2 separate regions of the Mus musculus genome follow, and region 2 is linked to region 1. Evidence: chromatin loops called from intact Hi-C (ENCODE). Cell type or tissue: left cerebral cortex. All regions are shown on one strand. Each heading gives the region's core, and the rest is flanking DNA. Links, peaks and the distances in the headings are about the cores only. Region 1 overlaps Gm30147 (a long non-coding RNA gene). Region 2 holds the start of Gimd1 (GIMAP family P-loop NTPase domain containing 1).

Region 1 (16,556 bases), core at 4,854-12,853:
GCCATTTTCATATGCAGCTAGAGACACGAGCTCCAGGGGGTACTGGTTAGTTCATATTGTTGTTCCACCTCTAGGGTTGCAGATCCCTTTAGCTCCTTAGGTACTTTCTCTAGCTCCTCCATTGGGGGCCCTGTGACCCATCCAATAGCTGACTGTGAGCATCCACTTCTGTGTTTGCCAGGCACCGGCATAGTCTCACAAGAGACAGCTATATCTGGGTCCTTTCAGCAAAATCTTGCTAGTGTATGCAATGGTGTCAGCGTTTGGAAGCTGATTATGGGATGGAGGGTCTTGTTCTTTATATTTTATATGCTAACTATATTTTGGGAAGAACATGGTTTCCACATGAAGTACTTTCAAAACGGCAAAGAAAAGCAAAAGGTTTGGGTATGGAGGAAAAATTACAGATTTGGGAATTTCCATGATAAGGTGAGAGTAGAACCACAGGGTAGGTGAGGTCAGGAGGAGGATGCTGCAAAGTGACCCAGAGCAGGGCTGATGAGTGGTTCCTAGGAATTTTTCGCTGAAGGGGGCCAGCTGGCACAGAGGGTCCTGGGGAAACTTACTTAGCTCACTGAACCTGTGATTTCTATTAATGCACATGAATAGCTCTTAAATACCAGACAAAAAGTTCTAACTAAAAGTTATTAATGCGTTTATATTAAATAAAACTTTACACTGGTAGAATTACAAGAAGCTCATTTAGGTATAAAGCCACTACCATCACAGGTTATGCCAGAAATAAATAAAGTATATTATTTCATTAATTATTTTATTAAGTAATTTGTTCAATGGTTGATTAATTCAAAAAAAGCTATATTTGGTATCATGTAATATATCAAAAGGTTTTTTATTAAAATATATCAATGCTTGCATACTTTTAAAATATGAAATTTTCTAAGAAGTACCTAAACTGATTTTGTCTGGTTACAGCTCCAAAATAAGAGTATATAAGGGAGTTAAATTATTCTATTATGGCCTGAGTTGTAATTTTTCACAAATTCATGTGTTGAAATCCCAGCCTCTACTACCTCAGAGTTTAATTACATTTGAAGGTAAGTTCATTAAGTTGGTGATCAAATAAAAACGAGGCTGCAGCCCGATAGGACCAGTTTACTTCTGTAGGAGATACAGTGGGAACTTGTGCCCGCGGGGACAGCTGAGACAGCTGAGTGAAGCGACAGCAAGATGGCTTCCATCTGATGCGCCGAGGTGAGGCACAGGCCATGCTCGCCTTGCTGGCATCCTGATGCAGGACTTTCAGTTACTCCAAGTAAGGAGATGATGTCCGTGTGGAGAACCTCCCGACAAGACAGTTCACCCCGGAACTAGACCACATTCGTTGGAGAGGCTGAAATGAGTCGGAGAATCTCTCCATTAATAAGCATCAAACAAGCTGGTAGGTGGTGGTGCACACCTTCAATCCCAGCAGATGGATCTCTGAGTTCTGGGCCAGCCTGGTCTACAGAGTGAGTTCTGGGCCAGATTGGTCTACAGAGTGAGTTCCAGGGCTACACAGAGAAACCCTGTCTTGAAAACAATGATGACGATGGATGATAACATGTGCTAAACAAAAGAATTAGGGGGAAAACATCAAACAAATAATATTTTAGAGTTTGACTAGACAGACCATGCTCTTGAAACGCTTAAGCTGATCTGCTGCTTTTGATATTTCCTAGCTTAGGAAAGGTGCCATCAATAGCAGGTTCAACCAATTATACTAATTCTGATTATTTAAGGAGAGGAGGCAGAGACTGTAATAATATTTAATGGTGAAGTGCCTTCCCTGTGGTTCATAGACTAGGCCATTTAAAAGACCATAATGGCTTTTCCTGTATGATTTGATGACCTTACCATGCTCATGGCGACGGACAAAACGATTTAGGAATAATGAACATATAAACTGGGGACCAGCCAGCCACTTTTATCCTTTCACAAGAGCTTGTAAAGATGCCTGAAAAGCACACAAGAATGTTCCTTTTAATGTTTTTAGGAGTATGGCTTAAGGTTGTTTTCGAAGTTTTGAGCTCCAAATGCAACAGATCTCAGTTCTTTACAAGTGGTTTGATCCCGTGGGTAGTGCGGTAATGAGCCAGACGAGCCTCTTGGGGGGCAGCAAGAAGCAAGGCCAATATATATAAGTTTTTTTTTTTTTTCGCTGAAAGGGCCATAAAGGAGAAACAGATCATACTTTGTGAGTTGATAAATTGTTCAGCACATAAAGCCAAAAGGTGTGAACCTTATGCATACTGTATAGCCAGCCTTTCCCTCTCTCTCTTCCCCTTTTAAGGCAGAAACAGAAAAGTTGTGGGCTTTGTTACTTCTCAGTGACAAGCTCACACCCAGTGAGCATAGCAAGGTGGGGAAAAAAGAAAACTGAAAATTTAAAATGTGACCTCGGGAAGAACAAGTGTAGAAGATAAAGACGTGGGTGTGGAACTTAATAATATTTTCCCCTCCCAATTTCCTTTTCTAAACGGAAAAAAAAATTGAAAGTGGGTTTCGGAAATCATCGGAGGCAAAACTTTGGTGGTCCCATTGAGGTGGCACGCAAGGGGGAAATTAAAAAAAGGATCAAAGAGAGCTGGCTTTGTTTGGGCAGATCTTACACTTTGGACTTTGGAAAGCATCTATCCCTAGGAGTGTTTGTTCTGCCAGTGAGCAGAGCGCACAGCACAGAGGAGTTTGTGGACCAAAGGCAGGCACACGTTGCTGCTTAGCTATGGATGCTCTGAGCTTAAATCGGTACCCACCTGTCTCCATGTCTATTTTTCTTTTGTTGTATAAGACACGTCTTAGTGGTTGGCTACATATCTCATCTCTCACAGGCATGTTATTTTTCCTTAAGGAAAGATCGGTGCAGATAAGTCTCCTCCCTCTTCTCTGTTCTAGATTGGGCTAAATGATTTAAAAATAAAAAAAATAAAAAACTTTCTCACATAAGTGAAAACACCATCTCCTTACACATCAAAGCCCATTTGAATTGGGTCACTTCATAATTTATTTTATCAAAGGGATTTTAATTTTTTCCAGATTGTAAGAATTCCCAGATTATTCCAAATTTTATGGGCCAAATTCTGCCCTCAATTATGCACATGCAACTAATTGCACACATATAACAGAGGGCAGAATTTCGCTTTTGGAACTGGAAGTCTTTGGAGGTTTTTAAAAATTTATTATTATTAAACAGTCTTTTATCTATAAACTAAAAGAAATGCAACTACTACCATCACTCCTCTAGAGTTCTTTGCAAACACTAATTTAGTTAGTCTGCCATACCCTTGGAATAGTCAGTATTATCTTCTTGAAATACTACTAACACTGCTAAAGACAAATCCATTAATTTCTTAGTTATTGCCACCTTGTATTAAGAATACTGATGGTCTTATTTTTCTGATTATAAAATAAAATTGGAGGTAAATTTAATGCAGGAAAATATTGAAAATAATACAATCAGATACATTTTAACCAGCATGAAGAGACTGCTGGTATTTTTGCTGACTGTTTCTCCAGGAATGTTCTCTTGAATTTTGTATTGATACAATATTGGATGTATTAGCATAATGGGCTTTTTGCACCAAGAAAGCACTAGGAAGGTTTTAGAGTTGAGAACACAGACACCCTTGTATCCTTACAAGTCCCACATTGTAGCTGACTTTAAATTTGATGGGAACTTGTATTGTTTCAATCTATCATGGGAGCTTGTATTGTTTCAATCTATGCTTGCAAACAGATGCTTTACTCTCTGAAAAGAAAAGTACTTTGTTGCCGTAAGCTCTGCTATCATGGATTCTTACATATTTCATGATTAATAACCAGAAATGACTTCTCCAGCTTCTGAGGCTCTTGTGTATGTCTTTGGCAGTAGCAGATTTTTTTTTTTTGCATGATTTTTGAAGATGTAGGACAATCTAGGATGGACATAAAATAAGGAAGTGAAATCTTCAGAATATTTTGTTGTGTGTATTTTGTTCTGCAACAGATTCTTATGTGCAACCCAGGCTGACCTCAAACTCACAGTGACCTCCTGCCTCAGTCTGCAGAGTGAAGAACACTCTTAGATGTGTTCTTACCATACCTTCTTTTTATAAAAAGAAAAAGAATTTATTATTTATTTAGATCACAAATGTTGACCCCTCCAGGTCCCCCCCTCCCAGAGTTCTTCACTCTATCATCCCTCCCCTTCACCTCTGGGAGGGTGTTTTCCCCCAGGTATCCTCCTTCCCTGGCACATCAAGTCACTACAGGATTAGACACATCCTCTCCTACTGAGGCAGGACAAGGCAGTCCTTTGTTACATATGTGCTGGGGTGGGAGTGGGGGATGGGGGCTCCAACCGGTCCATGTATACTCTTTGGCTTAGTCTCTGGGAATTCCCAGGGGTCAGGTTAGTTGATACTGTTGGTCTTACTATGACATTGCTAACCCTTCAGCTCCTTTGATCCTTTGCCTAACTCTTCCCTAGGGATCCCTGACCTCAGCCCAGTTATTGGCTGTGAGTATGTGCATCTGTCTCAGTCAGCTGCTGGTAGAGTCTCCCAGAGGACAGCCATGCTAGGCTCCTGTCCTCAAGTACAATATGACATCAACAATAGTGTCAGGGTTTGTTACCTACTCCTGGGATGGATCCCAAGTTCGGGGCAGCCTCTGGATGGCTTTTCTTTCAGTCTCTGCTCCATTTTTGTCTCTGCAGTTCTTTTAGACAGGAACAATTCTGGGTCAAAATTTTTGAAAGGTGGGTTGATATCCCCATCCCTAATGGGGGCCCTGTCTATCTACTGGAGGTGTTCTCTTTAGTTTCCATCTCTCTACTGAGGGGCATTTCTGCTAAGGTCACCCCATTGAGTCCTTGGAGCCTTTCACATCCCAGGTCTCTGGGACTTTCTAGATCACCATAACTTCCTGTTGCCTAATTTTAATCGGAGATAGCTTGGTATCAATATTCCAAATGGGCTTAGATTTTAAATTTTACTCTTGTTAATTCTTGAGAGACTGAGTATGCAGAAGAATGAAAATCCTTGAATAATCTTCAGCCTGGGACATCCACTGTTAGGCACTGCATTTAGAGTTATATATATATATATATATATATATATATATATATATATATATATAGAGAGAGAGAGAGAGAGAGAGAGAGAGAGAGAGAGAGAGAGATGAGAGCTTGACAAATAGAAAGATGCTCCACAGAGACTCTCAACAGAGCCATTCTATTGTGTCCTCAGCTCCTCAGTTTCTTGAGCTCATTCTGGTGCTCACACAAAGACACAGCCCTGACAGCTCTCTGCCATCTCATACCCTGTTTCCTTAGCTTACTGCAGCATGTGACTCTAGCAGTAGTTTCTTCTTTCTTGTTTTCAGAATTTCCTCCTCTCCTAAGCTATTATGACGACATAAATGTACATTTCCCTACATCTTTAAAGCATTTCTTTTGCTTTGCTTCAGATACCATCTACCATTCTATTGCTCGGTTCTTGTTTATAACAACAGAATTATCTGAATTTCTCCATTTCTTTTTACTTTCCCATGTTAACCCAGGCTCTTCCCTCAGTAGTCCAGAATAAAGCAGAACACGAAATCAACAAAGACTCGTCCCAAAGTGATGAATGCTTATAGGGAATTCCCAGTCTGTTTCTTTTCCCCTTTTAGATTATATTAAAGGTAGGTTTATTGAGAAACTGCTCTTGGGAGGACAAGTACCCTGTCCTCAGTCTTGAGGCCAGGGAAGTTGCCATGGAGAGAGGGGAGGGGGTTGGAGAGGGAGAGATAAAGAGAGAAAGGGTAAACAGAGAGAGGTGGAAAAGGAAGAGGAGCAGAAGGAGGAGGTGGAGGAGGAGAAAGAAGAGGAAGAAGAAGAGGAAGAAGAAAAGAAGAAAAGAAGAAGAAAAGAAGAAGAAGAGAAGAAGAAGAAAAGAAGAAGAAAAGAAGAAGAAGAAGAAAGAAGAAGAAGAAGAAGAAGAAGAAGAAGAAGAAGAAGAAGAAGAAGAAGAAGAAGAAGAAGAAGAAGAAGAAGAAGAAGAAGAAGAAGAGGAGCCCCACTCTGCATCTTAGCTGGCCGGCCAGCATCTTAGATACAGTATATCCTCACTCATCCCTTGCTAATCTTTTTTTACCCAGTTTCCAGGATTCACAGACCTTGTTTTCTTTTCATCTTGCTAGTTTATTCTTTCTCACTCACATTCCCTTTGTGATTTTTAAATTTTGTAATAATAGATTTCTTCATCTACACTTACAGATTGAAGGATTTATTTCTTAATTGCTCCATATTCCCACCTCTAGGACTACTTGTCTTTTTAAGATTTAACAGGAATGATCTGGTAATAGCTCCACTTGGAAGCAGACTACTTTTTGATCTCCACATGTGTACAGTTCATGTCCCTGTCGTTCTCACCCATGCCTAGTCCTTCTCTAGTCTGTGTCCAGGCCACACCCCCACCCCAGGGCTCCTGACGACCAGGAAACCATCACCAAGGACTTTATTCTTTCACCTCCTATATTTGCCATTCTTAGCTCAGATTTCAAAATCTGCCCACAGTCTGCTATGTCTCACCACCTTGACTGAGACGTCATAATTCTTAGTTAAATCTCCTTCCCTTTTTATTGTCTTGGAATCCATTGTCAACGAATCATCCGGCATGAGCTTTTAGAAACTTGAACTGTGTCACAGAACCCCTCTGTTTAAGTTTCTGAAGGAGCCAACCCTCCCCAACTTTTTTTTTAAAACTCAAGGTAAGAGCTGAACTCTTATGTGGCCACAAAGCTAGGATCTGTTTCCTCCGTGGTTCCTGTCTTACTCCATTTCTTTCTTTTTTTTTTTTGCTCAGTTGCCTTCTGTCATGTTCTGGTCATCAGACACATCAAGAATTCTCACTTTGGGATCTTTGCTTTGGGTGTTGCTTTATATGGAAAAACATCTCCCAGGTATCCACTTTAATAATGCTCTCCTTTTCTCCCAGGCTTTACCTAGTCTATACTTTTGAAATGAAATGGGCATTGATCACCTTATTGCATTCTGTGATCTATTGCTTCCATCTCTGGTATTTAATTCAGCTCACTACATGTGACATAAAACCAAAGAAAAGTGAAAGAAGATCCAGAGTCAAAGGCAGAGCATCACAACAAGGGAAGGCGGTCAGCTCCTGTTCTTCCTTCCTATGCTGCTCTGCTCTCCCAAAGATGTCAGAGAGAGTTAAGCCGAGGTAACAGACTCCATCCTTAAATACCAATTAAAGCTGACTCAGGATTACGCTGATTTAGAGGATGAAAAGAGATAACCTTGGGCATTAAAGTGTAAAATGTATTATCGTTGGCCTATCCCATCAGCTGTAAATGATTAATAGCTAAAAATGTCAAGGATATTAAAAGCTACTCTAGGCCTTCCCAATAATGAGTTGGCCAAGACCTCAGTAAGAAGGAGACCATATATAAAGCTGCAAAGTTGGCTAGGAAAGAAAGGAAAACACTTCTGAGCATGCTATTCAATTTTGGTCAATTAATGTTCTTTGGTTGAAAGCGAGTAACTCTGAGGGGCTAACGTTTGAATTTAATATGAACATATGGTTAAGCAGTTAATAATCACAACTAAGAGACCATGAAATGTAGTAATTTAAAATGAGTGGGAGGGGGGAGAGAGACTCTCAAACATGTTTAAATTTTAAGATAGAAGGCGGTTTTAATGTCATTTGTCAGAGTTTTCAGGGACCTCAAATGAGACATCTTATGTTTCCTTAAAGCCATCAGGTAGATGGAGACTGGAGTGTCCACTTTAAGGCTAACCAAAGGCTGCTTGAAGACTGTCGTTTTCTTCCTTCCAAGCACAGATGCAATCAATGGCTGATACTTGCAGATTTCTCTTCCTATTGGGGTGTTTGTATGTTGCATGAAGAGACTAAGACCAGGGTTCGTGGATGGATGGCCCCAGGAAGAAAGAAAGCGGGAAAGGCTGCCATAAAGTTCTCGGTTGTCCTTGCCTATCACATTCATTAATTCATCTCTCTAGAGGAGGTATAAATAAGGGCAGAAAGAAAAGGGGAAAGGTTTCTTTCCAGCTAATGCCTCCCATGATGGAAACAGGATGGATTAAGAATACTTTTTTTCCCACCCAAAAACAGGCTGTACTCATCACATGTGAGTGATCTATGGTGTTAACAGCGATTAAGCCTAAACGTATGTGTTAGGAAAGAAGGGTATGGGATTATTACATTTCAAATTTTCCACCTCCATATTTTCTCATGAAATTACACAGAGACTTGCAAATCAGAGAGACCTATAAATTGTTGGCAAGCACACTGAGTATTGATGCTCAGGAGTTGAGGGCTTAGATCAGGAGGGAGGAAAAGGAGGGGTAGGATGCCTTTGTAAACAAGCCAAGGGGTGTTGGTGAAGTCCCCTGTTACTGGGGAAGGTAGCATTGCTGCCATCTGGTGGCGATGAGTATATGGGACCTAACTATGGGGAAGTCACCATGAGGCATCTGTTAAGTACTGCAGTGTGGGCATCAAAAGATAAAGAAGCCTGCTCTCTGTTGCCAGGAGACCTAGAGCTTGGCAGGACTGAGATATCTCACCCACTGTAGCGATTGTGGCACGAATGCAGAGGCCATGAGATGCGCAGAGTGTGAGAAAAGGTTTACAGAAGATGAGCTTTCTCACATTGTCTTGGATGTCCATCTTCTATGCTCTGCCATAAAGAACACACACACACACACACACACAACTTAACATTGGTGCATTTCTGCCATAGCAACCATTTATGAGACTGAGCTACATAAAACTGGTTTTAATCAGGCATTATTTTTGTTCTAAATAGCACACACAGAGCTTTCATTGGGTTCGAAGCTATCTAAAGCTCATTTATAAAGTTAGGTCTATATAATGTGGAAACTTCACATCTTCCATCCTCAACACTCAGGATTTTATATTCAATAACTCTCTTCCCCTGATGATGGTCAGTTGGATGTCCTCTGATTATAAGTTCTGGTATGTTAGGAACCCAATAAGTTAAAAAGTAATAATTCTAGATTTGGCAACAGTCTAATAAAATGTAGCTAACTGAAACCACTGCCAGAATGAACTTCAACATAAGGCAGAAAGGACTTTGAAGCTGCAGCTATGGGTTCACTGGGTGGATTTTATTTGACTTGCCTGCTATTGTTAGAATAGCTTGCTTGCTCACTCCTTTCTTCCCTCCTTTCCCTCTCTTCTTCCCTCCCTTCTTCCCTCCCCTCCCCTCCCCTCCCCTCCCCTCCCCCTCCCTCCCTCCCTCCCTCCCTTCTTTCCTCCCTCTCTCCATTCCTTTCTCCCCCTCCCCCTCCCCCTTTCCCTTCCTCCCTTTCTTCCTCCCCTTTCATGTCCATGATGGTTGATTTGCATGGAATCTGAGTGATAAACCTGTCAAACACAACTGAGTTTGTGATTCTGCTGGACTGTACCATAAAAATCAGTTTTGTAACCTGCCAAATTTAAGAGAAATTGGCTGATTCTGGGTCTAGGGCTTATTGCATAGATTTGGAGATTGCTTGCACACATGTTTTTAAAAAAAGCATCTTATTGCAAATATGTTTGTATTTAAAACTCCTTCGGCAAAGGATTTGTAACAGTAAATAAATACAACGGAAAACAAATTTAAACAAAAGTTTTAAATTTATTTATATACTTCATGTTTGAAATACCCCATCCTTCACCCAAAGCTGTCTTTTCATCCACCACAAACCTTTCTTTTAAAATTCCAATGTTCTTAACATTAATCTTGAAAATGCATAAAAGCATGCCAAGAGAGATGAAACAAAGACTGTAAAACCCACTTAGAAACTCTGAGGCGCTTCAGCCAAATTGTAAGAAATGCCAACATCCAGGACGACACAGATTTATTGACGAAGAAAATATATCTGGAGATGAAACAGACTAACAATGATGAAATCTTAATATATAGAGCCACCGAGAAGCAGAGTAGCACTCTGGTAGCATACATACTTCTCCTCCTCCTCTTCCTTTTCCTCCTCCTCCTCTTCTCCAGAGATTTTTATCAAAGGCCCTTTTAGTGTCTATTGAAATGATGTTTTTATTTCTGTACTTGAGTATATTTACATTTACTGATTTACATATATTAAACCATCCCTGTATCTCTGAAATGAAGCCAACTTAGTCATGATGAATGATATTTTTGATGTGAGCTTAAATATGGCATGCAAATATTTTATTAAGGATTTCTTTTGCATCTATGTTTGTCAGGGAGATATGTTTGTAATTTTGTTTTTTGTTTTTTAATTGCATTGTTATTGCCCTTTGGTAACAGGCCAGTACTGGCTACATAAACGTTTTTAAAATTATTCCTTTTTGTTTGTTTGTTTTATAGAATGATCTTAGTAGGACCAGTGTTATTTATTTGATGTTCTGATAGAATTCTACTCTGAATCAATTTTGTTTTTTTCTAAGTTGGGAGGTATTTTATTGTTGCTTTAATCTTATTGACGGTTATAGGTCTGCTTAGATTATTTATTTCATTTTAGTTTAATTTTGGTAATTGTATGAATGCAGAATTCTATCCATTTACTTTAGTGTTTTTTTTTAATACTTTAAGAACACTGAAGAAAGAACTAGATAAGACCCTGGGTGATAGAAAGAATATCCATGCTCATGGATCAGAAAAAAATTAATATTGTAAAAATGACCCTTACACCAAGGTGAATATATAACTTCAGTGCAATCTCAATAAAAGTTCCAGGACCTTTCTCATGGATACAGAGAAAAACTGAAAATTTATCGATAAGTAGAAAAGATCAAGCTTAGCCAAAATAATCTTGAATAAAAAGTCCTGGAAGAGGCATCACCAGATTGTAAATTATAAATTTGTAAATTATACAACAAAGCCACAGTAACAAAACCAGCACGGCACGAAGCAGAAATGTCAACTAACAACATAGAAATCTACCGGGCTACAGCTACCTGATTTTTTGACAAAAATACTAGAAACACACCAGAGAAAGATAGCATCTTCAGCCGGTAGTGCTAGGAAAGTTGGATATCAGCATATATTAGAATAGCGGCAGGTCATTGTCTATCAACCTGTACAAAGCAAACTTCAAATAGATCAGGAAACTCAACATAAGATTGCAGACCTTGAAACTGCCAGAGGAAAGAGTGAGGATTACCCTTCAGCATACAGGTGCAGGTTATGACTTCCTCAATAGAACTCTAGTAATATTGGGAGTGAGACTAGCCATGGACAACTGAGATATCATGAAACCAACACGCTGGTTTGTTTGTTTGTTTGTCTATTTATTTTTGTATGTGAGTACACGGTTCTCACAGTTCGTATTGCATTACAGGTGGTTGTGAGCCATCTTGTTCGTTGCTGGGAATTGAACTCAGTACCTGTGGAAGAGCAGTCAATGCTTTTAACTGCTGAGCCATCTCTCCAGTCCCTCCCCACCCCCAAGATCCTTTTTGTAAAGCAAAACTGAAACAAAACAAACACAAAAGCTATCAATTGAGTGAAGAGGTAGCCTACAAAATGGGCAACACTCTTGCTAGTGATACTTATAACAGAGGAATAATATGTAGGATATACAAAGATCCAGGAAAATGAAACACCAAGAAAATAAACCAATAAAAATGAGCCACAGCAATTAGTACAGAGAGTAAGAGTCTGAGGACTGCTCTGCCTTACATGGAACATTCCTATCACATCCCTCTCCCCAAGGCCCAAGGATCTTCAAGAAAAAAGGGTGCTAAATGATTTTAAGAGTCAGATGTGGCAGCTGACATCAAGGAAATAATATTTTCAAGGTAAAACCAGACAGTATCATGTAATAATTCACAGCTGTTGTGACAGCATACACAAGATCTATACAAGCTCAAGCCAGACAAAATCTTAGCACTGGATAGTGAGAAGCAGGGGTTGGGGGGAATCTATGACTAGCTGAGGAGTGATTGGCCTTTGGTAGCTGTTGGGAGAGAGAGGGAGAGAGAGAGAGAGAGAGAGAGAGAGAGAGAGAGAGAGAGAGAGAGAGAGAGAGAGAGAGAGATTTCTTCAATCATGTGGCTTCTGTTAGGTGGATCACACTTTATGACCATCTAGTTCCACTGCCAAGAATGGTTGGGCAATACATATTGGACTTGATGTGTTTTCTTAAAAGGACAGACGAGAAATGGTTAATATGGGAGTAACTAATAACTCAGATTCAATTGGAGGCCTGCACGGCAGGAGTGAATTCATACCTGGTACTGAAAACCTAGTGAAAGCCTGTGACTGAAAGGTGTAGGTTCTAGAAGTGTGCTTGCTCCCGTCTTTTAATTAAATTGCCACGATATTAAGGTACGGTCTACTGAAGTTTATATCCATGGATAAATGATACTCCTAGCTTTAATCAGAGGAGCCTCTCTTTGCAGTAAATGGTGGTGAATATAGAAATGCGTGCCTTTGAAGATATTGAGGATAAATGACACTGAGTCCTTAGCTCTTTATGCCACCTCCTCTAGTGCTCAGGAAACATCCCAGAAGAAAGGATGGAAGGAATGTAAGAGCCAGAAGAGAGGGATAAGGGCTGTAAAATGCTATCTTCTGGGCATAGGAGTTGCAGCTGTGACCTTGAAAGAGTTGTGGCTGTCTTTAATAGGCCTACACAAGACAAGTCTTATCAGTAGTTAATCATGGATTAGGGAAGGCTTCTGGGACTCCTCTCCTCCCTGTGAACTATTGGATTATGGAGGAGGGCCAATCATTGTGTTTAGCGATGTATCTATGGAGGGAGCTAAAATGGATAGTTTCCAATCTGGAAACAGACAAACCTGGTTAAATCCAGTGGGTCTCAAGACGAAGAAAGCAACATTAACAAAGTCATACATGTGGGAGTGGGGTTGTGTGTGTATGTGAGGGGATCCTAGAATTGGGAGGAAGATTCAAGAGAGTGGGAGTTATAATAATCAGAAAACTTTTTTTTGGTGTCATATCATTGATAACAGTTTTATAAATTAAATTAGAAAAAAAAGTTGTTTAATGCATTAAAGACGATCTACAGCTTGGTCCTGGAAAGAAGTCATTCTTAAATGGAAGTTGCAATTTCTTTTAAAGTGAGAAATAGTAGGCAAGGTCAAGAAGTAATAGGAATTCTTCAGTAGCAAAAGTTTAGTTTATGACAGTTTTTGCTGTTTTATTAGAAAATATGTTTCCTTTCTAGAAATCTTCATCAAAGTTTTTATACTAGAAGATGAGGAAGTCTATACAACAAGATCCCTTTCTTTCTGTCCTCTTTTCTTTTCTTTCCTTTCTTTTTTTTCTTTTCTTTTCTTTTCTTTTCTCTTCTCTTCTCTTCTCTTCTCTTCTCTTCTCTTCTCTTCTCTTCTCTTCTTTCTCTTCTCTTCTCTTCTCTTCTCTTCTCTTCTTTTCTTTTCTTAAAAAAATTAATTTACTTTTTTATTAGATATTTTCTTTATATACATTTCAAATGCTATCCTGAAAGTTGCCTATACCCTCCCCCTGTCCTGCTCCCCTACCCACCCACTCCAGCTTCTTGGCCCTGGGATTCCCTTGTACTGGGGCATATAAAGTTTGCAAGACCAAGGGGCCTCTCTTCCCAGTGATGGCCGACTAGGCCATCTTCTGCTACATATGCAGCTAGAGACACGAGCTCCAGGGCGGTATTGGTTAGTTCATATTGATGTTCCACCTATAGGGTTGCAGACCCCTTCAGCTCCTTGGGTGCTTTCTCTAGCTTCTCCAATGGGGGCCCTGTGTTCCATCTTATAGATGACTGTGAGCATCCACTTCTGTACTTGCCAGGCACTGGCATAGTCTCATATGAGACAGCTATAACAGGGTCCCTTCAGCAAAATCTTGCTGGCATATGCAATAGTGTCTGGGTTTGGTGGCTGATTATGGGATGGATCCCCAGGTGGAGTAGTCTCTGGATAGTCCATCCTTTTGTCTTAGCTCCAAACTTTGTCTCTGTAACTCCTTTCATGGGTATTTTGTTCTGTATTCTAAGGAGGATTGAAGTATCCACCCATTGGTCTTCCCTCTTCTTGATTTTCTTGTGTTTTGCAAATTGTATCTTGGGTGTTCTATGTTTCTGGGCTAATATCCACTTATCAGTAAGTGCATATCTAATGAATTCTTTTGTGATTGGGTTACCTCACTAAGAATGATATCCTCCAGATACATCCATTTGTCCAAGAGTTTCATAAATTCATTGTTTTTAATAGCTGAGTAGTACTCCATTGTGTAAATGTACCACATTTTCTGTATCCATTCTTCTGTTGAGGGACATTTGGGTTCTTTCTAGCTTCTGGCTTATTATAAATAAGGCTGCTATGAACATAGTGGAGCATACGTTCTTATTACCAGTTGGAACTTCTTCAGGGTATATGCCTAGGAGAGGTATTGCAACAAAGAAAGAGAACTTCAGACCCATTTCCCATATGAATATCGATGCAAAAATACTCAATAAAATCTTCGAAAACCGAATCCAAGAACACATCAAAACAATCATCCATCATGACCAAGTAGGCTTCATCCCAGGGATGCAAGGATGGTTAATATACAGAAATCCATCAACATAGACCACTATATAAACAAACGCAAAGACAAAAAACACATGATCATCTCGTTAAATGCTGAGAAAGCATTTGACAAAATCCAACATCCCTTCATGATAAAAGTTTTGGAAAGATCAGGAATTCAAGGCCCATACCTAAACATAATAAAAGCAATCTACAGCAAACCAGTAGCCAACATCAAAGTAAATGGAGAGAAACTTGAAGCAATCCCACTAAAATCAGGGACTAGACAAGGCTGCCCACTTTCTCCCTACTTGTCCTCTTTTCAAACTTGGCTTAGTGTCTACCCACTTCCTTGTCAGAACCAGGACTGCTCCATTCCTGTTGAGTTCCCCAAACTCCCCAACCTCACCTGTCTCAGATATCCTCCTTGACTTCTCTCTTAGACACAGAAAAGAGATAGGGTTCCCCCAACAAAGGGAGACTGTAGATTCGGTGAGTTTAGTCTTATTCAAGCCTTATAGAGTGTTGAGTATGAGGAGTACTGACCAATTGTCCTACTTTCTGAGAGAAGTAGAACTGAAAGGCCTCATAAAAGCCAGGACTGATCATCTGGCTACATGCTCAACAGTCTGGGGCTTTGTTTGCTTCATGAGACAGGGTTTTTCTCTGTGGTCCATGATGGAATACAGGCATGTGCCATGCCAAGCCTTCCTGCATTTTCAGTGTTATTTCTGTAGTTATAGTTAAATGTTATATATATATGTATATGTATACATATATGTATATATGTATGTATATATGTATATATATATATATATATATATATATATATATATACACTATATATATACACACACACATATAATAAGGTTGTTTTTTTGTTCCATCTGCAGATATTCTGACTTCTAGTTGTGGTACTCATGTGAGCAAGTACCATGTGTATTCTACCACACCTAATTCATTTCTTTCTTATCACTTAAGAGCTATGACCCTGCATACAAGTTTCTGCTTATGTAATAGTTTAATAATTACATAAATGGATGCAATATGGATACAAAAGAAATGAAAGTTGTAGTATGAAACTATGTTGAATAATTTGGAAAGCACGAGTGTGTTTGTGTGTAAACCAAAGGAACACCCAGAGAGCCATCGAGGGTCGTTAGAGGGATCATGTGCTCAGCTTGCACTATAAGATGTGTCTTGTCTTCTGTTGCCTTTCCTCATATTCAGTTTTAAACCTCAGTATATTGAATGGTAAATTGGAAACGTTTGATTTTCTAAAACCATCTCTAAGAACTTTTGGACCTCTTTGGGAGTTATATTCATTAATTTGGTTTAATGCTAAAAATATGAAGTCTAACCCTTTCCTCTCCTTACCCTTGTATGGTGGAAAGACAAATAGTTGAACAAATACTCGTTTATTTTTTCAACAAATTAAACCACAGTTATCAGCTGCCACACATAAGAAAACCTACACATACTGATCTCTATTATACATTATTTTGTCTATTTTTTGCATATTAATTTTTAGACAGCTTATGTAATGAATTAGCATATATGTAATAACTGAGAACAAAATACATATTATTTTTAGGTCAGCACTCTGGGTTAGCTTTTCTATTTTTATTTTTTGTATATTGGGTTTTGTAAAACTGAGTCAAGTTGCTAATTACGAGGCCTTTGCTGGCACGCAGCCCCTTCCATTCTCTTCATGTTGTTGATCGAATCTATTTTTTGTTTGTTTTTTTTGTTTTGTTTTGTTTTGTTTTTTAATGTAGGGTTTAAACTCCTATTTTCTGACTGCAATAGGCCAAGAGCTACCCTGGACAATTAGAATTTTTTTTTTTTTTTTGGTCCTTATTGCAGTGTGGCTCTCTCCATGTTAAGGACCATGAGAGGTGCAGGCATTGAAGCTTCTTGGATGCTTATTTTCCCTTAAGCTCTTTCTCTCTCTCTCTCTCTCTCTCTCTCTCTCTCTCTCTCTCTCTCTCTCTGTCTCTCTCTCTCTCTTAGTTGTAGAATACTCTTTGTTTTTAAGGATTCATGTGATTAAATTGG
Region 2 (16,556 bases), core at 3,877-11,876, 120 kb before region 1:
TGAATGATGTCCAGGAATTGAATGTGATAGTCTACATGGGCCCCTCTACTACACTTTTCTGGCAGTATAAATACATCCATTCTTTACTCCTCCTAGCTGTGGACATGCCAAGATCCCCTTCTCTTCCCTAGACCCTTTGCTGGACCGTCTAATGAATGAAACCCCCAACTTAGTGACTGATGATAAGTGAACAAATAAACTGGTGCAAGCAAATACAGCATATGCCATCTGGGTTCTGCCTACATGCTGTGACAGGGAAACACGGGAAATCACTGGTTTCTTTCCCATGAATCATGCACAGCTTCCCTGTGACATTTGTCGCAATGCTAAGTCTTGTGTTGCTCCTCTTACACATTATACTGCTTAGGCAGTTGACACGTTGTCCTTTCTGACATTTATTGGCCTCTTCCGCATTAAGAGCTTTTGGACTTCCTGTGTCTGAAAGTGCCCAGCGCTACACGGGAGAATCATCAGTGGACAGATACGCCTTTGTTGATAAATAGTAATAACAAGCTGTCCTCTTGGTGTTGCATGTGTGTGGGCATTTAAGCTGGTGGTTTTGAACCTCACCTTGTTTTCATACATCTACATAGAAACATGGAGATGCAGATGCACAGGGCTCCCTCTTGAGGTACTATGCCAATAGTCATGGATGAGTCTGCATTTTCAACAAGTTGCCCAACTGATTCTGGTGCGGATGGTACAGGGGTTACACTGTACAAACTTTCTCAAGTTCAAGGTTCTTAAGAATTTAAGGCTTCTCCTGCAAGGTAGTGTCTAAAAATTTCTGTCTATGTAGATTGTAGACTGTAGAATGATGGACTGGGTTCCTCCAAAATAGTGGTTCTTGAGTAGTGAGTTGCAACTCCTCAGGATTACACATCAGATATTTTGCATATCAGACTTACATTAAAATTCATAACAGTAGCAAAATTACAGTTATGGAGTAGTGATGGAATAATTTTATGTTTAAGGGGGTCACCACAGCATAAGGAACTTATTATAAGGGAACAGCATTAGGAAGGTAGAGAAACTCTGGTCTAAAAGTAATTACAAAATAGAACTCCTGGCAGAAAAATTCCCTTTTACTAACTACTGCTATATGGCTAGCACCTTATAGTTCAAGTATATTTTGAACCAGTTTCTTCCAAAGTCTTGCCCATGAAGATAACAGCCCCAGATGAGATGGTGCCAGCCTAACTACATCTTTGTGTTACCTGCATCAGTTGGACTGCGTTAGATGCTTCCTGTCCAAAGAAAGGCACATCAGCTCTCTGGACCAGCAGAGCAAGATGGAGACCCTCTTGTCCAAAATGATGCAGCAAGGCCTTCTTCACTTCCTGTTTTACACATCTCGTGCTCAGCTTGCTGTGTGGATACCCTGGAGTGTCCAGTACCTGTATCTGAAGGCTGATCTCTTGTCCCCCTCGACGCATGAAGCCATGGAGGTGACAGCTGCGGCCCAGGCTGCACTCTTTGGTTACGGAGCCTGGAGCAAAGCTACTGTAGAAGTCAGCACTTCCCAAAAGAACATTCCCAGCAGAGCTTTTCCCACTCTGAGTCCTGCCAAAGACAGCCAAGTTGATGATCATCTTGTTGGTGTCTGTCATAGCTATGGGTAAACAGAGGCACCACAAGGAGAGTTAGATATCTATACTTACCCAATGTAAAGCCTCTGGCCTGGCCAGGATATTTTGTGTACAGTTGTCCCTCAGTGTCTATGTGGGATGACTTACTGCTCCAGAATTTATCAAAACCTGTTCATATTCAACCTACTTATATAAAATGGTGTAGTATTTATTATTTATGCACATTACCATTTATAATACTCTAAACCAGTGGTTCTCAGCCTTCCTAATTCTGTAACCCATTATGGTGACCCTCAACCATAAAATTATTTTGTTGCTACTTCACAACTATCATTTTGCTACTGTCATAAAATGTATTGGAAACAACTGATATACAGGATATCTGATATGTGGCCCTTGTGAAAGGGTCTTAGAACCCCAAAGGGATCAAGACCTACAGGATGAGAACCACTGCTCTAAATGATTTCTAGATTATATTTAGTATAATTCTAACAGTAAAATGTAAGCACCATCATACTTTACTGTTTGAGGAACAATGACAAAGACAAAGGAAGTCTGTATATGACCAATATAGACATAATTTTCTCTGAATATTCTCAGTCTATGATTGGGTAAATCTACTGATGAAGCATCCATGGATGAAGAGAGCTTCCTGTGCTGCCTGCAATGTGCTTCCTCCTCCTTCGAAGTAACTGAAGCAGGGCCATGTGATCACTACTGATGTGTCAGGACAGAGTGGGGATTCGGACAGTAGTAACTGATAGTGGGGACATAAAAGGAAACCAAGTAGAAGTGAGGAAGGTCTGAGGAAGGACTCATTGCAGGAAAAGGAGGGAAGGGCCAAATCCCATGAAAACAAGTTCACTTAGTGGGAACATCTTGTTGCCCTGGTGTGGGGGAGGAGAGAATTCAGGACTGAGATTACAGAGTTCAGGAATCTGTGGAAAGGATTTAAAATCTGCTTACTGTGGAAGATGTAGAAACAGAACAAGAGAAGAAACAGCTAGTTCAGCTTTCTTTCTTTTCTCTTTTATTGAATTTTCAATTTATCTATTTTTATATCTATGAGTATTTTGCCTGGATGAATGTGTATGCACCACATGCATGCCTGATGCCTATAGAGGCCAGAAGATGGGTGCTGGATCCTTTGGAACTGGAATTAAGGATGGTGGTGAGCTACCAAGTATGAATGCCAGGAATCATATGCTGGCCCTCTGGAAGAACAGCCAGTTCTCTTAGCCACTGCATTATCTCTCCAGCATCCCCTAATCTTTTGAAACGAGAGCTCAGGCTGTCCTTGAACTCACTATGTGGCTTGGACTGACTTCAAGCAATTCATCTGTACCCTGTCTCAAACGCAGAGATTGCAGATATGAAGCATCATGGCCCATTCAGCTTTACTTAATTTAATTTAATTTTAAATACAAGACTTAGAATTAAAAGAGATTTTAGCATAGTTAAAGTTGTCACTTGTGTTTTTAATCTTAGCCATTCTGACAGGTGTAAGATGGATTCTCAAAGTCATTTTGGTTTTCAGTTCCCTGATTGCCAAGGATGCTGAACATTTCTTTAAGTGTTTCTCAGTCATTTGAGATTCCTCTGTTGAGAATTCTCTGTTTAGATCTGTACCTCATTTTAAAATAGTTTGTTGAGTTCTTTAGATGTGGAGTTAGTTGGTAAAGAGCGTTCCCCAATCTGTGGGCTGCTGTTTGTCCTACTGACAGTGTCTTTTGCTTTACAGAAGCTTTTTAGTATTAATTGTGTGCCTGCACTATTGATGTTCTGTTCAGGATGTTGTCTTTTGTGCCAATGGGTTCAAGAGTATCCCCCACTTTCTCTTCAGTGCATCTGGTGTTATGTTGATGTCTTTTCTCCACTTGGGCTTGAATTTTGTGCAGGGTGATAGATGTGGATCTATTCACATTCTTCTATATAACATCCAGTTAGACCAACACCTTTGGCTGAAGATGTCTCCCCCATTGTATAGTTCTCGTTTCTTTGTCAAAAATTAGGTGACCCTAGGTGTTTAGATTTACATCTAGGTCTTCAATTTGATTCCTTGGATCAGCATGTCTTTTTTTATGCCAATATCATGTGGTTTATATTACTGCAGCTATGAAGTACAACTTAAGGTCAGGGATGGTGATACCTCCATATGTTCTTTTATTGAGTAGGATTGATTGAGCTGTCCTGGGTTTTTTTGTTTTTCCATATGAAGTTGAGTATTGTTCTTTCAAGGTCTGTAAAGAATTCTGTTAGAAATTTGGAGGGGAGTGTGTTGAATTTATAGATTGCTTTTGGTGGGATGGCCATTTTTATTATGTTAATCCAACTGATTCGTGAGCACTGACCCAACAAACAATCTGGTATAGCTATTCTAATATCTAAAAAATAGATGTTCAAACCAAAATTTTTCAAAAGTGATAGAGAAAGATACTTCATATACATCAGATGGAAAATCCACCAAGGTGATATTTCAATTTTTAAAATTTATGCCCCTAAGGCAAGGGAATTCATATTTGTAAACATCACTAAAGCTTAAATCACACACTGAATTTCACACATTTATAGTGACAGACTTTTATACTCCACTCTCACCAATGGATAGGTCATTCAGATAAAAATTAAACAAAGAAATAATGGAATTAATAGATGTTATGAATCAAACTGACCTAACAGATATCTACAGAACATTTCAACCCCAAAACAGAATATACCATCTTCTCAGCATCTTATAGAACATTCTCAAAAGACCACATACCCAGTCACAAGGCAAGTCTCAACAGACACAAAAAATTGAAATAACCTCCTGTATCCTATCAGACTACCACAAATTAAAGCTGAATATTAACAAGAACAGAAATAACAGAAAACCTGTAGATTCATATAAACCGAACAACTCACTACTGAATGACTATGGGATCAAGGCAGAAACAAAGAAAGAAATTAATGACATTGTAGAACTCAATGAAAATGAATGCATAACATAGCCAAACTTAGCAGACACAATGAAAGTGTTGATAAGGGGAATGTTCAAAGCACTATGTGCATTCCTAAAGAAATTGGAGAGATCTCATGTTAGCACCTGAACAGCACACCTGAAAGCTCTAGGACAAAAAGAAGCAGACATGCCCAATAGGAATAGATGACAGGAAATAATCAAACTGAGGGCTGACATCAAAAAGATAGAAACAAAGAAAACAATACAAAGATTCAATGAAACAAAGAGTTAGTTCTTCTTGAGCATTAAAAAAATAGACAAACATTTATCCAAACTTACTAAAAGATGCAGAGAGAATATCCAAATTAACAAAATCAGAAATGAAATGGGGAACATAACAATAGAAACCAAGGCAACTGAAAGAATCTTTAGGTCATACTTCCAAAGTCTGCATTCCACAAAGTTGGAAAATCTAAAGAAAATGGGCATTTGTCTCAATTAATATCACAAAGCAGACATTAAGATTCTCTCGGCCAATAAAAACCTAGGGCCAGATGGGTTTAAGCACTGAATTGTACTAGACTTTCAAAGAAGAGCTTATACCAATACTCCTTAAACAGTTCAACAAAATAGAACAGAAGGAACATAGCCAAGCCAAACTCATTCTGTGAGGCCACAGTCATCCTGATACCTAACCCTCACAAAGATTCAACAAAGAAAACTTCAGACCAATTCCCCCATGAACATTCATACAAAAATACTCTGCAAAATACTTGCAAACCAAATCCAAGAACACATCAAAAAGTCATCACCATGATCAAGTAGGCTTCATGCCAGAAATGCTGGACTGATTTAATATATAAAAATCTGTCAGTGTAAACATATAAACAATATATAAAAACAGTGTAAACCATATAAACAAACTGAAAGAGAAAAGTCACATGATCATCTCATTAGATCCTGAAACAGCCTTTGACAAAATCCAATGCCCCTTCAAGTTAAAGTTATTAGAGAAATCAGGGATATAGGGCACGAACCTAAACATAATCAAGCAAATATAGCAAGCCGATAGCCAACATCAAACTAAATGGAGAGAAACTTAAAACAATTCCATTAAAAGCAGGGACAAGACAAGGCTGGCCACTCTTTTCTATCTATTCCATATAGTACTTGAAGTTCCAGTTAGAGCAATAAGACAACAAAAGGAGATCAAGGGGATACAAATTGGAAAGGAAGAAATCTAAGTATCACTATTTGCAGATGATAGACACTATACATAAACAACCCCAAAAATTCTAACAGAGAAGTCCTACAGCTGATAAACACCTTCAGTGAAGTGGATGGACACAAGATTAATTAAAAAAAAAGTCAATAGCCTTCCTGTATACGAATGGCAAAGAGGCTGAGAAAGAAATTAGAGAAACAGCACGCTTCACAATATCCACAAAAAGAATAAACTATATTGGGGGTAACTAACCAAGCAAGAGGAAGACATGCACGATAAAAATTTCAAGACTTTGAAGAAGGAGAGTGAAGAAAATATCAGAAGACGGAAAGCTCTCCCGTGCTCACTCACCATTTTCATTGATTTGTAAGCAAAGCGACTGGCAAACTGGCACGTGACCTCAGTAACACTTTAATTGGTAATAGCTGTTATTTTGCTTGTGATTTATAATTCTGTTACATGGTGTTAAGTAATCCAGGTTTCTCTTGTTCTCTAAGGTTTCTCACCCCAGGATTTCCAGGTCTTATCGCAAGCACCTTCCAGAAGCCACACAGTTGAACAATACGTAGGTAGCCGTTCATACAGCTCATTCGATTGTGCCATGGCATCAAGTGGCCGTTCATTTCTGTTTAGTTCCAATCACATATATGATACATTTTAAATCCACTTACCTCTTTTGATGCTAGAAATGTATTCTTTACAGGTTTCCTTGGAACCAGTACAGTTTATTCTTTGAAATGGACTTTGGTCTCCTGACTGTGTGGTACTAGCCGGGGACTGGTACTGCATCGTTTTGTTTAGTTAATCTGTCACCAGACATCCTCTTTGTAAGTGATTAGCTGTCTTCTAATCAGAGCCTACATATGTTATCTCACAGGACTATCCTTTAAATCAATACTTCCTGAAACCTATATTTCCAGAATTAAGTTCCGAGTGTGTTTCTATTAAGTAACAAGGTACCCAAGCCAAAGTACGAAACATTCTTAGTGACAGTTTAGACTTTTCCATTTTAATGGATAAACCCTGCATCACTTCATGAAAACTGCCAGTGAATATATGCGTGTGTATAATAATTTACAGACTATGTAACAGTAGTAAATTCACAAATTCAAATTGTTCTAGAAAAATTCCCTAGGTTATTTGCATATACTTGAAACATATCACCTTAAGCTGTTAAAATCTCTTGTGTGCTCGGTCGGGGACATGCAAACTCATAAACACCTACTGATGACGTATGTAAGGCACACAAGGAGCTGCAAGTTGTTTTTCTTTAAAACTAGTTTTGTTTTGATATTTAAAATCTCTGATTTGTCTTCCTCCTCTGGTTATTTGATAGTCCACACCTCCCCAAACTCATTCACATCACGCATGAGATACAGGATGTCTTTGTAGCTACATTCTGGTCCTTTCTTACAGCTCTCAAGAAGTCTACTGAGTAGTACTTCTGAGAAGGCAATCTGGAGACAGCTGGTAGTCCCCCTTCTTGTGTGGGTCTGACGAGGCAGATGCGAAAAGGATCTATCCTTCATGAGCACTAGTTCTCTGGAATGAAGTAGAAAAGAGCCTCCCCCAGGTGGCGGTAGCAACGTGTTCCCTCAGAAGGAATTTTCAACCAGAATTTAAGTTGCCGCCTCCAAGTGTAAACTGACATACAGCAATCTGCAACAAAATGTATTCGTTGTAGGGTGAATTTTTTTTTTTTAAGAGTGGGAGCTAGCAGGCCTTGGTTTCTGCGTTCCTTTATGGAATGCAGCCAGCACACGCAGACCCTAATTTTTCAACCTCTCATTTTTGAGATGAGCATTTAGGTCATTTGCTGAATACAAAAGGAAGGGTTATAAAAGGAAATTTGATGTTTATAAAAGGAAGTCGACCGTTCACAAGCATAGTTATAAATGACACTGGATATGCAGATGTTTAGCCACATTATCTAATGCTATATTAGATTTGAGACTATTTTATAGATTTATAGGAGGAAAATGACAAATATTAAACAAATTATGTAACAATATTAGCATTTCTCTTGGTGTTTGCTTTGATAAATCAAGGTAAAAGAACAACTTAAAAAAGTACTTTTCCACTGACATTACTAACTATGCTGTCACAGGACTAAAAAGGCTTCATCCTTAATTAGATGGTTTCAGTATGTGTGTTAGAAAGCAGAAATTAGCTACTTCAAGTTTTAAAAAAAATTAAAGCGGATCCTGAAAAAATTAGATAAAACCACAAAAAGGAATTCCAGTCTGCTGGAATTGGCAGAGAGGGGAGAGCCAAGCAAAGAGATTAACACCAGGAGAAGAAGGGCCTGTGGCCTGGGATAGGGATTTCAGCATTACAACCTGGGAGAATCTCCTAAATTGGAAGATGGAAAGAACTCAGGGACAACTTCAGAGTCAAAAGGGCTAATGTGCCACTTTTAGTCCTCTGCATCTATGGGATGCAAAACTACTTGTGTTCATAGTTTCCTTCTGTGATGGCTTTCCATTTTCATCTTAGTTTTGGTTTTTATTTCATTTTACTTGGTAGAAATTAAAGAAAGGGTTCAGCTCTGTATGTATATTAGCTCAGGATAAGGACCACACAAATCAGAGGACATGTAAGGACAAGTAAGTCACAAACAGGAGGTCTGTGCTGTAAGAATGCTAGTTCCCAGGAACTTGTAGGAACCATCCAGAGGATATTAGACCTTCCATCATCCATGAAATCATATATTTTCAGATGACAAAACCCTAGCTGCTGAGGATTTGATTTCAAACGTGTATATAGTATATAGCAACAGTTCTCAACCTGTGGGTCTCAACTCCTTAGGGGAGTTGAATGGCCTTTTCCCAAGGGTCACCTAAGACCATCAGAAAACACAGATATTTATGTGCAATTTGTAATAGCAGCAAAATTACAGTTATAAAGTAGCAACAAAAGTAAATTTATGGTTTGAGGTCACCACAACATGAGAAATTGTGTTAGGAAAAGGTGGCAGTGTTAGGAATATAGTCAATATTTACACATATGCATATATTTCTGTGTGCTCCTGTGTATATGCACATCTGAACAAAGCTTATAACTTGTCTATATATTCAATAAAATCCCACATCTTTATCAAATGAATTCTGTTATAAGCAGATCTTGCCAGACAGCAATTTGATTAATGAATGAGCTTATACTCTAATGAATCTTCATTTTCATTGGTTCAAGCTGAACCCTTTGCTCTGATTATATTTCTTTTTTGTAGTAAATAAGGCCCATAGCATACAGGTAGGCCAGGTTGTCTATGATGGCCTATGCTTTAATCTTGGCCGGTACGACACACATTTGAGCTTCCTCTCAGCTGACCAGAAGGTGGAGGCTGATTGTGATTTGGATAACAGAGTCCAAGTTGGTTTTAGAAGAAAAAAAGATCTCACTTTTATTGAGACCCTGGTCAGAAGTTCAAATATACTAGACAAATAATCTTAATTTGAATATTGTTGGAACAATGAAGAATGTTCAGGTTTGGACAGGACTATGGGAATGAAGCCTTCAGTCCAAAACAAGTTTTGTATTTTGTAGCTTCTGGCACTCACATACCCATGCAGAATAGTCATGATGTTTGGATTTAGTTCTGTTATTATTTGTTTGCTTATTTTTATTCCGAATGGTTGTACATCTTTTCAAACTATAAATGTACTGTGCATTTTTCAAATCACTAAATACAGAAATAAAAATTACTAGCCTATAGGGAAATAGAATTACTTTTGGATATTAATTGCTCGGGGACCATGAGATATTGGCTCTTTTGGGGACATTTCTAACCGTGTCCTCATTCCATTTACTTCTCTTAAGAATCTCTTTTGCAATGAGAAGCATCCAGGAAGGAAGAAGCCTTGGTTTTTCAACTGTGTGGAGGCAAAAACATTTTCTGGCAATCACTTAAGTCACACTACTTTTTAATATACTACCACATTCAATTTTATAATATTCAATATTTATAAACTTTATTAATAATCAGATTTATTTATAGCAGTACATATTTAAAATGTTTACTATTTTATGTTTGTGGTGTACATGTGTGTATGCATGTGTGTGCATATATCTATAAGAAGGCTTCACGTTGATGTTGCTCACTACATTTTCTTTTTTTTTTCCATTTTTTATTAGGTATTTAGCTCATTTACATTTCCAATGCTATACCAAAAGTCCCCCATACCCACCCACCCCCACTCCCCTACCCACCCACTCCCCCTTTTTGGCCCTGGCGTTACCCTGTACTGGGGCATATAAAGTTTGCGTGTCCAATGGGCCTCTCTTTCCAGTGATGGCCGACTAGGCCATCTTTTGATACATATGCAGCTAGAGTCAAGAGCTCCGGGATACTGGTTAGTTCATTATGTTGTTCCGCCTATAGGGTTGCAGATCCCTTTAGCTCCTTGGGTACTTTCTCTAGCTCCTCCATTGGGAGCCCTGTGATCCATCCATTAGCTGACTGTGAGCATCCACTTCTGTGTTTGCTAGGCCCCGGCATAGTCTCACAAGAGACAGCTACATCTGGGTCCTTTCGATAAAATCTTGCTAGTGTATGCAATGGTGTCAGCGTTTGGATGCTGATTATGGGGTGGATCCCTGGATATGGCAGTCTCTACATGGACCATCCTTTCATCTCAGCTCCAAACTTTGTCTCTGTAACTCCTTCCCAGGGTGTTTTGTTCCCACTTCTAAGGAGGGGCATAGTGTCCACACTTCAGTCTTCATTTTTCTTCAGTTTCATGTGTTTAGGAAATTGTATCTTATATCTTGGGTATCCTAGGTTTTGGGCTAATATCCACTTATCAGTGAGTACATATTGTGTGAGTTCCTTTGTGAATGTGTTACCTCACTCAGGATGATGCCCTCCAGGTCCATCCATTTGGCTAGGAATTTCATAAATTCATTCTTTTTAATAGCTGAGTAGTACTCCATTGTGTAGATGTACCACATTTTCTGTATCCATTCCTCTGTTTTGAAAGGAAATCTCTGTCATGGAACCTTGGGCTCACCATTTCAGCTAGAATGGCTGGCTTGCAATACACCCCTACCATTGGGATTGCAGGCTCATACCACTGCATCTTGCTTTTATGTGTATATTTGGAACCTAATGAAGTCCTCATGCATACACAGCAAGTGGTTTTCCCAGGAAACAATCTTTCTATTCTCTGCAACTCTACTCATTTTGCATTTGTCCTGTTTTATGCTCAGGAATACACCACCCTATTAAAAGAAATTAGAAAAAATTCTCTCTTGTGTGGAGCTTTGTGATAATTTATAATCTATACCACATATCCTCAAAAGACTTATAAAACTCCCAAGAAGATAGTGGAACTGAACAGCATTCTAGAACTGATTCTTGGACAACTTAAAAATTTCTCCCACAGAAATTTGACCCTTCTTGCATACATTTCACTGATTTGTGGTATACACTTATTTTACCCACATCTTAGTATTTTTTAATGTTTAATTACCTTTGTTTCTAGAACTAGTTCTCCACTTTTGTTCAAAAGTGGCTAATGTGTTAAAGTTATGTTAATATGTTGAGAGATTCTATTTACTTAACAAGAAATGCTTCCTTTTTGTGTAAACACAATTAACTTTAGTATCTTTAAGGTTGAAATGGATCTTTAGGGGTAAAAACCATATATTAAATTTACAGCCTGGTTCTGAGAGAGAGAGAGAGAGAGAGAGAGAGAGAGAGAGAGAGAGAGAGAGAGAGAACAATTTATCTGTAAATATAAAAAAGTTATTCTTTTTTGTTCCTCTTTCCTTAGAACTATTTTGAGGGAATGGGTAAAGCAGAAAATCATGGAACTATAGAGTTTTGTAAAGAGAAGTTGTCCAAAGATATTTCAATGTTGACAATAATGTGCTTAGTGTCTGTTTGGTACCCATCTTGTTGATCTCAGTTTTTGTAATCATATAGGCTTAACATGCAAACAATCATAGCAACAATATTAATAATAGTAATAACAAAAATAGACTTTATGGGACAATTACCATGAGGCAGGCATGGGCTAAGGGCTTTATGAGCATTTTCTTTCTTTCTTTCTTTTTTTAACTTCAAATAACAAGTGCATGTTGTAGGCACAATTGTCATTCCAGATGAAGAATCTCTGGAAAAGACTCCTTCCCATATCACAGCTTAGCAGTGGGATTAGAGAGGGATTCAGGACATAACCCTAAACTATTATATACGAATCTATCGCTAAATTCCACCCCCTGCTGATTTGATACTAAAGCTTTGTAATCAGGGCCTACACAGTTCATCACATCCTGCTTGTCCGCCAAGACTCCACAGAAATTAGGAAGTGTGATTTACAACTCAGAGGCAGAGCTGGCCAGAGAGTGGGTGGGAAGTTTTAAGGATGGTTTTCAGTCACTTGCCACATGAGCTAAGCACAAGGAGACAAATGCTAAGGTTGATGCGTTGTGTGGTCTGTGAGAGATGAGGTCAGTATGTAACAATGAAGTGGTAAATTTTGAAAAGAGACACATGATATTTACATAATTCCTAAAAGGTGAAACGGAATAGGTCTGGATAAGAGCTGCTATCTGTGCCAAGCGTGATTATATGAAATTGAAGTCATCGCTTCACAATAATACTATAAAATTGCTGGGCTAGAAAAGAAACCGTGGCCCATCATATTTGGGGAAACGCATCTGAAACATATTGTTGCTTCAGATGCAGTGGAAGAGTTGGATTTCACCTTCCAGCCAGATGGGGAAGGTATACAGGATATTAGAAAATGGAATAAAGACTGTGTTCAGACAGCTTGATAGCAAGCTTAACTTGGCCAACTGAACAGTGAGAAACAGATTACACATGTCAGGGAGAAACAGCTTCCCGGCCAATGGTGGTCCTTTGTCTGATGCTAATTTTATCTTCAGTCCTTGGTTATACTGCTTCTTCTTTAGGACTAAGTAAGGTATTCTTCGGAGCTATTTCTAAATTCTGTGGTGTACATAAAATTACATGATAATCACAGAATAAAGGATGATATTTAGAGTTGTCATGTTAAAATAACTACATAGATGGATTTACATCCTGGAACCATAATTAAGTATCATGACCAGTATTCGCAGCACAAATGTGAAAGAATACACTTTTTTTTCTTTTACACTTGTATTCCTTAAGGACAATAAAATAAATCTCACTGCTATTTAAAGTGGATATATTCTTGAAATAATTTTATTTGAAAAGTAAAACAAGATACAAATGTTTGTTACAGCTTATGTAGGAACTATAGATATCAAACAAGCTCTGGAGTTTCTTCAGTCAGAGTACAGACAGACAACTAATTAATAAATATAAGTCATGATGCTGAGTTGCTGCTGTGCTGTGGGTGTGTGATTTATTTTCTGGAAATCAAAATGTAAGGCAGAGTGAATTGCCCAGAGTTTATTTGTAAATCTGTGTTCCAAGTCTTGTGTGCATTTCATAAGATAAAAAGTCTTTTTAATTTATTTATTGAATGTACACGAGTACACTATAGCTGTCTTCAGACACACCAGAAGAAGGCATCAGATCTCATTACAGATGGTTGTGAGCCACCATGTGGTTGCTGGGAATTGAACTTGGGACCTTTGGAAGAGCAACCAGTGCTCTTCACCACTGAGCCATTTCTCCAGCCCCAAGATAAAAATTCTTCTTGAAACTAACAGGAAACACACTCAAGTTTAAGATCATTTTTATCACTCAGTGGGTAAAGGTGTCCACTGGCCTGGGCACTTACATTGTGAAAGTTGAGAACTGACTCGTCTGATCTTTTCCTCCCCACAATGAAATAAAATAAAATGTAAAACAAGACAAGACAAAACAAAATGAAACAACAATAACAAATGAACAAGAACCCAAAGGTTTCATTGCCTTGTTTCTTCCCCTTTTTACCATGTATAAGCAGAATCAGTCACTTAAATAAATAAGTGGATACTTCTTTGTGGAGGTATAGTAGGAACATAAGTAGAAAATTGGTTAAAGAAATCAAGAACACTTCTAAGCCTGCCTTACTTCTGTAGTTAAGGAGAAGCAACGATTCACTCCACAGGACTGCTGTAGGTCAGGGTAGTGACCTGAAAATGTGTTTTAGATGCAAGGGTTGGGTTGGATTTGGCTTTGTTTCCATCAAGGCTCATGATGAAGTCTGGCCTCAGCTTCACAGTGGCATGAGCAGTCTGGGTGAAGAGACCTCCTCAGAGAAATGAGGCTTTTCTTGAGTGAGTTTTCATGTTTGTGGGATGGGATTAGCTACGGTCAAATCGTAAAGCAAAGCTGGCCTTCTTCCTTCTCCTCTGCAGGTGCTAGCTTATGCCCCCCTCAAACCTCCTTTTCCTACTAAAAAGAATGAAGTCAAAACTCCCATTATCCTAGCTGTTGACTGAAAACTTATGAGCTCAAATAAAGCTCAGGGATTCTGTAATAGGAAAAGAACAGGAGGAGGAGGAGGAGGAGGAGGAGGAGGAGCAGGAGGAGCAGGAGCAGGAGGAGGAGCAGGAGCAGGAGGAGCAGGAGCAGGAGCAGGAGGAGGAGGAGGAGGAGGAGGAGGAGGAGCAGGAGCAGGAGGAGGAGCAGGAGCAGGAGGAGGAGGAGGAGGAGGAGCAGGAGGAGGAGGAGGAGGAGGAGCAGGAGGAGCAGCAGGAGGAGGAGCAGGAGGAGGAGCAGTAGGAGGAGCAGGAGCAGGAGGAGGAGCAGGAGCAGGAGGAGGAGCAGGAGGAGGAGGAGGAGGAGCAGGAGCAGGAGGAGGAACAGGAGGAGGAGCAGGAGCAGGAGGAGGAGTAGGAGGAGGAGGAGGAGGAGCAGGAGCAGGAGGAGGAGGAGGAGGAGGAGGAGGAGGAGGAGGAGGAGGAGGAGGAGGAGGAGGAGGAGGAGCAGGAGGAGGAGGAGGAGGAGGAGGAGGAGCAGGAGCAGGAGGAGGAGGAGGAGGAGGAAAAATAGTGCAAGTTTAGTACATACCTGTTAAATTCATCTTTACAATATGATGCTTTAAACCCAATTCTTTTCTAGTCTTAAGGTCATTCCAACCTATATATCCATGTGTCCTTACAAGTGAGACCATCGTAAAAACTGTAATGGAGAGAAACTGGCTAGATTTTATATATTGGATTTATATATAATTTACATCTCTACAATAACTTTCTTGAACTAAATATAGTTGAAAACATTATCTAAATTTATTTAAAATTTACAGATATTGGTTTAAATTTCCCCTGTAATATGGACTGCCTATATGATATGGACATGCTTTTTATTATTTTCTTTCCCAACATGGAATCAGTAAGACTTTATGGGACTAGTCAACTACACGTATACAAGAACTGAACTACTGATGTCACACCAGTGGCACAATGCTTGATGCGTAGAAAGCATATGCAAACATTCACTTGGAATAATTGTATTTTTGCTCTAATTCTTCCACCCCCATTTGCTACTTGGTGACCAGTATACTTTCACGAAACCAGGCATGTGCAGAAATCTTCACGAGCTGTGTGTTTCTGTAGGGCAGAGCTCTGACTCCTTAGTCCTAAGTCTGATTTCTCTCCGCCACTTCCTGTTGTTTCCCAGCCTCTTTGCACTGACCAACCCTGACTTCCTGTTCTTGCCCACTGGCTGTAAAAACTCAAAAAAATATTTAGTGGCATATAAAAGACATATAAATCTGTGATTAAAACTGAAAGTATAAAAATAAACCATCATTTTGTTCTGGGATTCCCAGACAATTCAATGGGAGAAAGAAGAAGAAGAAGAAGAAGAAGAAGAAGAAGAAGAAGAAGAAGAAGAAGAAGAAGAAGAAGAACAACAACAACAACAACAACAACAACAACAACAACAACAACATCCAAGTAAATCTCAGGGTGTCTTGACATATGACTTAATCCTAGCACTAAGGAGTCAGATAGCAAACACGGATGAATTTGTGGCCAATATGGTCTACATAGTGAGTTCCAGGTAAGGTAGGAATACATAGTGAGACCTTGTTTCAAAAACAAAAACTGAAAAACCAAACCAAACCAACCGACCAACCAACCAACCAACCAAACAAACAAACAAAAAACAAACAAAAACAGAACCAACCAACCAACCAACCAACCAACCAGGTTGTAGCTTTGTCAGCAAAATTAACTGGCTATTCATGTACACATAGATGTGAACATACTTTGACTTGTATTTTATATCACACACAAAATTGACAAATATTGGATCAAAGACCTAAACGAAAAACAAAACTATGTAACTCCCTGAAGAAAATATGGGAATGCATCCTTACAACTTCTGCCTGGCCAGTGGTGTTTTGGATGAAATAACAAGCACATGAGTGAAGAGGGAAGTAACAGATCAGACATCATAAAAGTTAAAGATACTTTGCTTCAAAGACGTCACCTAGAGAGGGAGAGGGTAACTTACAGAGTGTGAGAAAACTATGTAGCTCAGATCTAATAAAATAATTAAATACAGAATACAGAAAGAATTGTTATAACTCAATGACAAAAATTTGATTAGAGCAAAGAATGTGAACAGATATTTGCTGGAAATGAGATATAAAATACTGATAAGGACATGAATGGATGTTCAACATCATTGCACTATGTAAGTGCAAATCAAATTCAAAACAGGGTACTAGCCAATCTCCCCAAGATGTCAATAGAAAAAAACCCCAGATAATAGCAAGTGCCATTAGTGGTACAGAGATATTTAAGCCCTCCTATATTGTTCATGCTGCTGAAGCCAGTTTGGTAGCAAATTTATGACTTCACAAACTGCTAAGTTCAAGGTTACTGTATAATCTAGTAGTCCACTCTTGAT

What was found. A loop is a pair of places that touch in the nucleus more often than their neighbours do. Peaks named below come from ENCODE experiments on the same cell type or tissue, not always from the same donor. Only the 100,000 strongest peaks of a DNase experiment are listed, where the experiment ranks them.
Region 2: it touches region 1 in a loop (2.1-fold over the local background); 5 of 42 quality-filtered maps call a loop at or near these places.

The regions. Positions count from the first base shown.
Region 1 is chr3:132,498,201-132,514,756 of GRCm38, reverse strand. Gm30147 (a long non-coding RNA gene) reads right to left here. Exons shown (of 3, transcript XR_867646.1): 3 at 14,331-14,367. Among named protein-coding and RNA genes, the nearest start is that of Gm30147, 27 kb to the right of the region's middle. In left cerebral cortex, for the core only: a CTCF peak has its summit at 8,429 (motif pointing left); a DNase peak (open chromatin) is centred at 8,468.
Region 2 is chr3:132,619,779-132,636,334 of GRCm38, reverse strand. Gimd1 (GIMAP family P-loop NTPase domain containing 1) reads right to left here and starts at 6,489. Exons shown (of 3, transcript NM_001372140.1): 1 at 6,427-6,489; 2 at 1,218-1,612. The coding sequence starts at 1,610. In left cerebral cortex, for the core only: a CTCF peak has its summit at 7,339; a DNase peak (open chromatin) is centred at 7,296.